Regions from separate parts of the Homo sapiens genome. Here region 1 is linked to region 2. Evidence: read pairs that join two places in POLR2A ChIA-PET (ENCODE). Cell type or tissue: GM12878. All regions are shown on one strand. Links, peaks and the distances in the headings refer to the core of each region. The heading gives the core; the rest is flanking DNA.

Region 1 (4,407 bases), core at 318-4,317, 62 kb after region 2:
ATGAATTGTCCTATTACTTCCCTATTTTGGTTAATGATCCAAGCATTCATCCAAACCCAAGACCTGGAAGTCATCACTCATTCACTCATGTATTCACATATTTATTCATTCATTCATATTTCGTGCAGCAACTATTATGTGGCTCACACTATGTGAAGAGTAGCATACATAATAGTGAACAAAACAGGCATAACCACGTCCTCACAGTTTGTTCTACCATCTCTCTCAAATTATGTTGACTGCTGAAACGTGCATGGTCATTCTACTTTAAGAATGTCTCCTGAACCAGCACCTTTTGAGTGCACCAGCACTTTCTTAAACCAGAACCTCACACACACACACCTTTTCTAGATTAAGCCAACATCACCTCTTATCTGAATCTTTGTAACAGCTTCCGGATTGGTTTCCTTGCCTCTAGTCTCATCTCATTCCAATTCATTTGTCACACTACTCAGGGCTTTTCCTAAAACATAAATTTAACCACCTCATGGCTCTACAAAATTTCCCTGTCTCACCATCACTTACAAGATAAAGTTCAAACTCTGTAGCACGACATGCCATGTCCTTAATGATTCAACTCTAGCAAATGGCATTCAGCTTCATGAACATGACCTCATGTCTGCATATGCCATTCCCTTAACATGGAACCTCCCTTCTGCGCTTCACCATATCAGCCTGGCAAACTCCTTCCATTCTCTCCTTTCTTGTTGAGGTTTCCCTGACTTCTCTGCCCATTGAGGCAGAAGCAAGAGCTTTTGGAACCATGTTCTCGTAATCCCTTATAGGAAGGAATCCATGCTATCATACTGCATTATGGGAATGTCAAAGATGTTTATATGTCTGGCTTCCTCACTAGACCATGGACAACTTGCAAGCCAAGAATCTGGCTTATACAAGCTTCTATCTACACCAGCTGGCATAGTGCCTGCAACATGGGAAGTGTTACTACTAAATCTTTGTGCAACAATTAAATATTGATTAAACAAGTGTTGCATTTTCAGTCATTTGCCTGAAATGACGCAGTTATCAGTAGCAGAGCTGATCCAAACTTCCAAGTTCCCACTCGAATGGTTTTTCACTAAAGCACCACTGTCATGTATCCAATGATTTTCAATTGATCCAGGGTAGAGTAAAGCCACAGGGCATGCCTTAGGTTGGGGAGATGGGTTAGAATCACCTCAGGTCTTTTTCAACCTAAAATGCTTATCGGCATTCTGATATGTATTTCCTGAAAAAAATTGCCAGTTGGGTGTCCTATATATTATATGTTGAAGAATGAACAATGCTAGTAGGGAAATAATAGAATGGAAATCAGGCAGGTGTGGATTTAAACATCTATTCCTTAATTTATCAGCTTTGTCTACAGATGAGGAAACTGAGGCACAGAATGTGTCATTTAACTTCTATGTGCCTCAGTTTCCTCATCTGTAAACATGGTACCATATTTGGGAAGTTATAATGAGGATTTTGTCAGCTGACTGACCCTTGGTAAAGGGTGAGAATATTTCCTGGCACATACGAAGTGTTCTAAAATTTAGTTTCTCTTTCCCCTTTTCCCCCTAGGCTTTGATCAGAAATCCAAGCACACAAAAATGGCTTTTCCATTTGTGTAAGGGGAAGATTATTGCTCTGCTGATGAATTGTGTGCATTTCACGCACACTTTAACAGCTCCAGGGCGTCTTCAAATTAGAGCTCCTTATCACTCATTAGCACCATTGCAGGAAGGCCGATAAACCTCACCTCTTGCTTAGCTCTCTGACACAGCTGGGGAAACCTCCATTTGCTCTTATCATCTGAATTCTGACCTTAAAGGTTTCACTCTAACCCCAGGGCTTAATTTATCTTCTGTTAAAAGCAGCAGTTTTCCCTTACATGGAAACTGTCATGCCCCGAGTATGCATAGTGAGACAGAGAAACAGTCCTGTCTGTTTCATCTCAGACGCGAGGGAAAAGTCCCTTGCACCCTTCTCTTCTGCGGATAGATGGGCTTTGATTACAGAGGAGCACATTGCAACTTCAGGCTGCTATTGTACACCACATACTGTAAAGGTTTAAAAGTTGACAAAATGCCATGAATACCATTGTGTGAATTCAACCTCGTGTTTGTTTTACCTACTGTACATCAGAATACACTTCCTGATAGCTGAGAGTTTGTGTTGTTTTGACTAAATTTGGACAAATATGCATAAAATGTGTATTCAACAGATATTTCATGTAAAAACAAAGAAAGGCTTGTGTCTTTAGATTGCCCCAGAACCTGAGGGCTACTGAGAATTATAAATAAAGTTGGCTTCACAGGCCTGCAGTCATAAATGACATTTTTTTAAATGATGGAAGGGGGAGATTTGAGTGGTACAGGAACCTTCCGTTTAATTCCCCTCCTCCCAAATATGTCCAAAATTTAAAGAAAGCTCCTTTAAATATAACTCAGTTGAAAAGGAGCTTTTGATTCCTGGTTATTGGGGAAGGACCTGTTTAACTATTTATACCATTGCTTTGTTTTCTTAAAATTGATGCAGGAGGAACATGGGTCCAGCCCTTTTAAAATCCTATGTTTTATCACTCTCCGGTTGATGGGCGCAATCCAGCATGAGGAAATTAGAAACAGCTGGAGTAGACACAATGCTTTCTTTTGAAAAGACATTTCAAAATTACTAGAGAAAAATAGAGATTGCTCTAAAGAGCCTATCTCAAAATGTGGTTTCTGGCTCAACAGCATCAGAATCTCCTAGGAACTTGTTCGAAATGCAAATTATTGGGCTTCATCCAGCCCTGCTGAATTGGAAATTCTGAAGGTAGGGCCCAGCAATCTGTGTTTTGACAGCTCTTCTATCCCCTACCCCAAGGAATTCTGATGCACAAAAGCAAACTAAAAATGAGACCTAAACCACAGGAAAGAGTAGCAAGAGAAAAGAAATCTTGAAAGGCCAGAGGGCAAGAGAGGCGTGATTTCAGGACATTTAATGATTCAAAGGAATGATGGAAAGGTGCTAATTGGGTACTTAACATCTATACTTCAACATGCATCTGTTTCTAAATCTGAAATTAATGGACAGACTATAAACAGCTTCCAAAGGCAGTGGAAAATACAAACCCAATGAAACAAACCAGAGTCAGGAAAGAGGTTGGCAGCACAATAACTGCAACATCAATTGTATTTAGATGTTTTTGTCTATAGTCTATACTACATAATAACTACATAGTCTATATAGTTATTTCAACATCATTAAATAGGATGTGTGATTAAATAAGTGCATGTAAGTAAATTATTAAAATGCATTAAGAGTATGCTTTTGCATACTTGTAACTTAGAGTAGACAAATCCTCCTGCTGAGAAAAACTAGAAACTGAACAAAATTCAGACACCACGTGTTTGAATGCCTCAGAAAGCTGTCTAAGCAGTCAGATCCTGGAAAGGAGGGGAGCTCATTGAGAGAAGCCTGACTTTTGAATCCAAGTTTCCCCTGAAGTTGAACACACCATATTGCCCAGAAATTCCACTCATATATACATATATATACACAAATACACATAAATATCCAAGAGAATGCACAGACACACACACATATCCAACAGAAATGCATGCATGGATATCTATCTATATATATATCCATATCTCCACATATATATCTCTAACAGAAATGCATACATAAGTACACCAAAAGGCATGGGTAAGAAATTTTCTATTTGCAATAGCCTCAAACTGAAAACTACCCAAACATCCTTGAACAACAGAGAGGATGAATAAATTGTACTGTATTCATGCATGAGATACTGAGAATGAATTAAATACAGCTACATGCAACAACATGGATGAATCTGATGAATATAACATGACATATCTCATTTACACAATTTCAAAATCATACAGTGATAATCCATGGTATTAGAAGTCAAGATAATAGTAACGTTTGATCTTTATGGTAAAAATGGTAAGGAGAGGGTGAGGGCCTACTGAGTTCTGCTTATGTTCCTGTTGCTGAACCCTGCACTGTGTGTTCCGTTTGTGGAAATTCAGTTAGTTGAATACTTGTGATTTGGACACTTTTCCTTACATATGTTACAGTTTAACAAGCACTCTTACTTTAGAAAAATATACTAAGAGGAATTTTTGTTTTCTTGTTTCTCTGACGTCTTTGGAGTCCATCCATCAGGTGTGTCTATGCCATCCTATGGAGACACCCTGGATTATCTGAAAGTAACTGGAGGCAGGAGAATGTGATCATAGAGAATCTTAGATTAGTGGGTAGACAGGCCTATGAATTGCTGTGTGGCTTTGGAAAGCTCTTTAACCCAAGTCACATTTTCCTCATCCTTGCATTGGAGTTGATCGTTAAAAGAGCATCTAACTCATAGGATTTAGTGAGGATTAAATAGGAGAGTTCATCTAAAGCACTGATGGTGGC
Region 2 (4,407 bases), core at 213-4,212:
GCCACTGCACCCAGCCTTCCTGTTTTCTAATCATATTGCAAAACTATATTAATTAAAACAGTATGGTACTGGCATAAGAATAGATATGTAAGGCCAGGTGTGGTGGCTCACGCTTGTAATCCCAGCACTTTGGGAGGCCGAGGTGGGTGGATCACTTGAGGCCAGGAGTTCAAGACCAGCCTGGCCAACTTGCTGAAACCCCATCTCTACTCAAAATACAAAAAGTTAGCTGGGCATAGTGGCAGCTGCCTGTAATCTCAGCTACTTGGGAGGCTGAGGCAGGAGAATCGCTTGAACCCAGGAGGTAGAGGTTGCAGTGAGCCGAGATTGTGCCATTGTACTCCAGCCTGGGCAGCAAGAGCAAAACTCCATCTAAAAAAAAAGGATACATAGACCAATGAAACAGAATGAAGAGCCCAGAAATAAACCTGAACATTTATGATCAATTGATTTTTGACAAAGCTGCCAAGAATATATAATGGGGAAAGGAGAGTCTCTTCAATAAATGGTGCTGGGGAAACTGGATATACACATGTAAAGGAATGAAACTGGATCTTTATCTTATAACACACACAAAAGACAAAAGTCAATTCAAAATGGATTAATGACCTAAACGTAAGATCTGGAAATGTAAAATTTTATAAGAAAACATAGGAGAAAAACTCCTTGATATTGGCCTTGGTGATAATTTTTCAGATATGACACCAAAAGCTCAGGCAACAAAAGCAAAAATAAACATGTGGGACTACATCAAACTAAAAATCTTCTGCATAGCAAAAGAAATAATTAATAAAATAAAAAGACACCCTACAGATTGGGAGAAAATATTTTCAAACCATCTATCTGATAAGGAATTATATCCAAAATACGTAAAGAACTCACACAACTCAGTAGAAAAAAGAAACAAACCTGATTTAATAAATAGGCAAAGAATCTGAATAGACGTTTCTCAAAAGGAGAACACAAGTGACCAGCAAGTACATGAAAAAATATTCGACATCATTAATCTTCTAGGAAATGCAAATCAAAACCACTATGAGACGTTACCTCACAGCTGTTAGAATGGCCATTATCAAAAATGCAAAAGATAACAAGTGCTGGCAAGGCTGTGGGTTAAAGGGAACACTTGTACACTGTTGGTGGGAATGTAAATTGGTACAGTCATTATGGAAAAGAGTGTGGAAGTTCCTCAATAAATTAAAGTTACAACTACCGTATGGCCCAGCGATCCTTCTGCTGGGTATGTACCCAGAGGAAATGACATCAGCATCTCACACAGATACCTGCACTCCCATGTTCGTTGCAGCATTATTCACGTAGCCAAGACACGGAATCAACCTAAGTGTCTATCAATGATGTGGTATGTATACACATGCATATAGATATTCATTCCAAAATAAGTAGATGCTACCATTTGCAGCAACATGGATGAATCTGGAGGGGATTATGCTAAGTGGAATAAGCCAGACTTATAAAGAAAAATAGTGCATTATTTCAATTATATCTGGAATCTCAGAAAAAGTCAAACATATAGAAACAGAGTAAAATGGTGGTTACCGGGGTAGGGAGAGAAAGGAAATGAGAAGTAGATCAAATCATATAAACTTACAGTTATGTGAGATGAAAAAGTCTAAGCGATCTAATGTACAGCTTGGGGACTATAGTTATAATAATAATATTTTATTGTATGCTGAAGTGTGCTAGAAAAGTAGATTTTAGGTGTCCTTATCAAACACAAAAAGACAACTATGGAAAGTGATGAATAAGTTAATTTGCTTAACTGTGATAAGCATTTAACTAAGTGTATGTATATCAAGACAACATATTGTATACCTTGAATATATATAATTTAGAAGTTTCCAGTAAATACTCCCAAGCTTCCAGTGCATTGCTGGATTTTGCCGGATTTAGGGACCACCACTTGGTCTTACTTCATCCATTTTGAGTATATAAATTCTGAGAAAAAGCACACAGTTATTTTTATAGACAATTATTCCCACTGCCTCTGATTGGTCCATTCCCCACTTTTTGATTGTCTTGTCCTGTTCAACACTAACAATCAACATTAACATTCCCCCCACCGCACCTGGTTCTCTGGGCTGCTGATGGGCATTCATTGAGAAATGCTTTGGACAAGGCTGTATGTTACTGCTGTAAAAGAGGTAAGCAGTGCATGAACTTAGAGACTTTTTCTGGGCCCAATCTGAATAAGTGTCCCCACACAGGTAAAACAACTACATGATGCTTATCTCAATATGTATTCAACCAAAAATCTCAGAGGGCTGTCTGTCCCATCCCCACTTTAGCTAGCATAACATGAAGATTTCTCAAAACAAAAGATGTGAGCTGAATAATTTTAACCCCATATGTCTGTTAAAGGAGGGTGATTATTTTGGTCTTCCCATGTAAGATAATACTAATTATTTAATACAAAGCTGTACTATACTTCATCAACTTTTCAGTATAGCTCAGCACCAAGGCTTTCTTTTCAGCATAGGTTAGCGTTAAGTACCTACTAATGAATTACATTTGCAAAATGTATGAAAGAAGAGCTCCACTACTAGTACTGTGGACTTGGCAGGACTCCTCCAAATGGTTAATCATGCACTACTTTATAGACTCAGCCTTCCATTATGCCTGATTAAATGGTGTTCAGTTTATCCCTCACCTGCTGAGGGAACATAGTCTTGATTAGCTTAGATATTCAGCCAGGCAGTAATTTTTAGACCCAGTATGGGTCTAAGAAAAGCTACATTGTCTGTACAGGAAATGACCCCAGCTTAGAAGCATTTTATCACAAAGTGTGTATGGATGTTTGAAAAATCCCTCATTAATGTAATCCTCCATCTCCTTCCTCTTTCTTTTCCCTTAAACACCTCTTCTCTACCTCGAATTGGAAAGGAACTTTTAGCTGGTGAATGCCTTCCACAATCTGAAGTAATTTACCATTGCTAGATGATGTCAGTGGGCTGATAAGCTGGCTGTTATTAGTACTATGCTGATAGTAGGCTCTATCTATGCTTTTTTTGGGATTGTTGATAACTTTGGATATGAACAGAGAGTGAGTGAAGTCCTTTATGTTGTTTTTTTTTTTTTAATCCCGAAAGTACTCTTTTTTTTTTTCTGGTGTTATCTAATCCACAATTCTAATCAAAGCTTCTATTCATTTGTTTATTCATCTGAGGTATTTTAGAACTCCTAATATGTATCAGGTACTATAATAAGAGTTCACTGGTGGAAAAAACTTACAGAAACACAAGTAAATTAGAGTGATGCATGCTATTATCAAGGATAGGAGGATCATAGAAGTCCTACTTGGCTCTCCATGTAATCTTTGTCTTTCTGGTGTGATAGTTTTGGTAGTTATACTTATTAATACATAATTTCTACCACTTAAATAATTCTCCATGTATCTTCTATAAACTCCTTTCAGATGGCTAAGTATAACTCCCCTTGAGGATGACTCTCTAGCCTACATTAAGTTCTCACTCTTCCGAATTATAACCCTATTTGGCCATAATGTACTCTTACAGCAACTTGCCTTATCATCTTTGTTGAAGTTTAAATTTTGTCACATTTGTAAAAAAATATCTAATAGTTTTGCATCTGTCTCCCCAGTTAAACTACAAGTTCCTTCAGGGCTAAGACTTGTCTTGTGCTTCTCGAATTGTACATGGGAGGGGCACTGTTCTAGATTTCAAGGAGTCTGAATTCTAGCTTCAATTCTACAACAAACTGGCTTTGTGACTACAAGCCAGACATTTAGTCCCCGGGGTTGTTTAATATTCTAGTATACAAATGTGATGTTTGGATTTTCATGTCTCTTTAAGTTCTAAAGTCCAGACAGTATAGCCCAGGGCTCTTAGCTCAGTGTCTAGAGCAGTGCCTTAAATGTCACAGCACTCAATTTACATCTAAAAGTCTTTTGAATACAGATGGTCTCTGACTTATAATGGCTTGACTTATAATTTTTTGACTTTATGATGGTTTTATGGGGCATTAAATACATTTTCAATTTATGATATTTTTGACTTACAATGGGCTCATTGGGACATAACCCCATCCTAAGTCAAGTATTGTTAATTATTGTTGGGTGCACTCAAATGTGGTCAACTTCGAATAGCTCACCATTTTTCAAAAGAAATCCTAAAATGCTGTGAATGGACTTCATACTAAGTCTTTATTGACAAGAACCAATGGTTCTCCTCATGATAGTGAGCATAACTGTGGAATCAAATTCCAGTCCTGTTCCTAGCTAGCTGTGTGACCTTGGAAAAATTATTTATTGCCTCTGACCCTCAGTTGCTTTATGTATATTAAAAATAAAATTAAGAATAATGCTTGCATCAGTGTCGTTAGGAAGCAAGGACAAATCTTAGTTGCTGCCTTGAGCTGATATAGAAATGA

What was found. Peaks named below come from ENCODE experiments on the same cell type or tissue, not always from the same donor. Only the 100,000 strongest peaks of a DNase experiment are listed, where the experiment ranks them.
Region 1: POLR2A ChIA-PET joins it to region 2 with 5 read pairs; 2 of 35 experiments call an interaction of 5 or more read pairs at or near these places.

The regions. Positions count from the first base shown.
Region 1 is chr20:6,574,238-6,578,644 of GRCh38, forward strand. No RefSeq gene overlaps it. Among named protein-coding and RNA genes, the nearest start is that of CASC20, 150 kb to the left of the region's middle. In GM12878, for the core only: no CTCF peak of the experiment used is centred there; a DNase peak (open chromatin) is centred at 1,924.
Region 2 is chr20:6,512,690-6,517,096 of GRCh38, forward strand. All of the region lies in intron 3 of CASC20 (cancer susceptibility 20), which reads left to right. Among named protein-coding and RNA genes, the nearest start is that of CASC20, 88 kb to the left of the region's middle. In GM12878, for the core only: no CTCF peak of the experiment used is centred there; no DNase peak of the experiment used is centred there.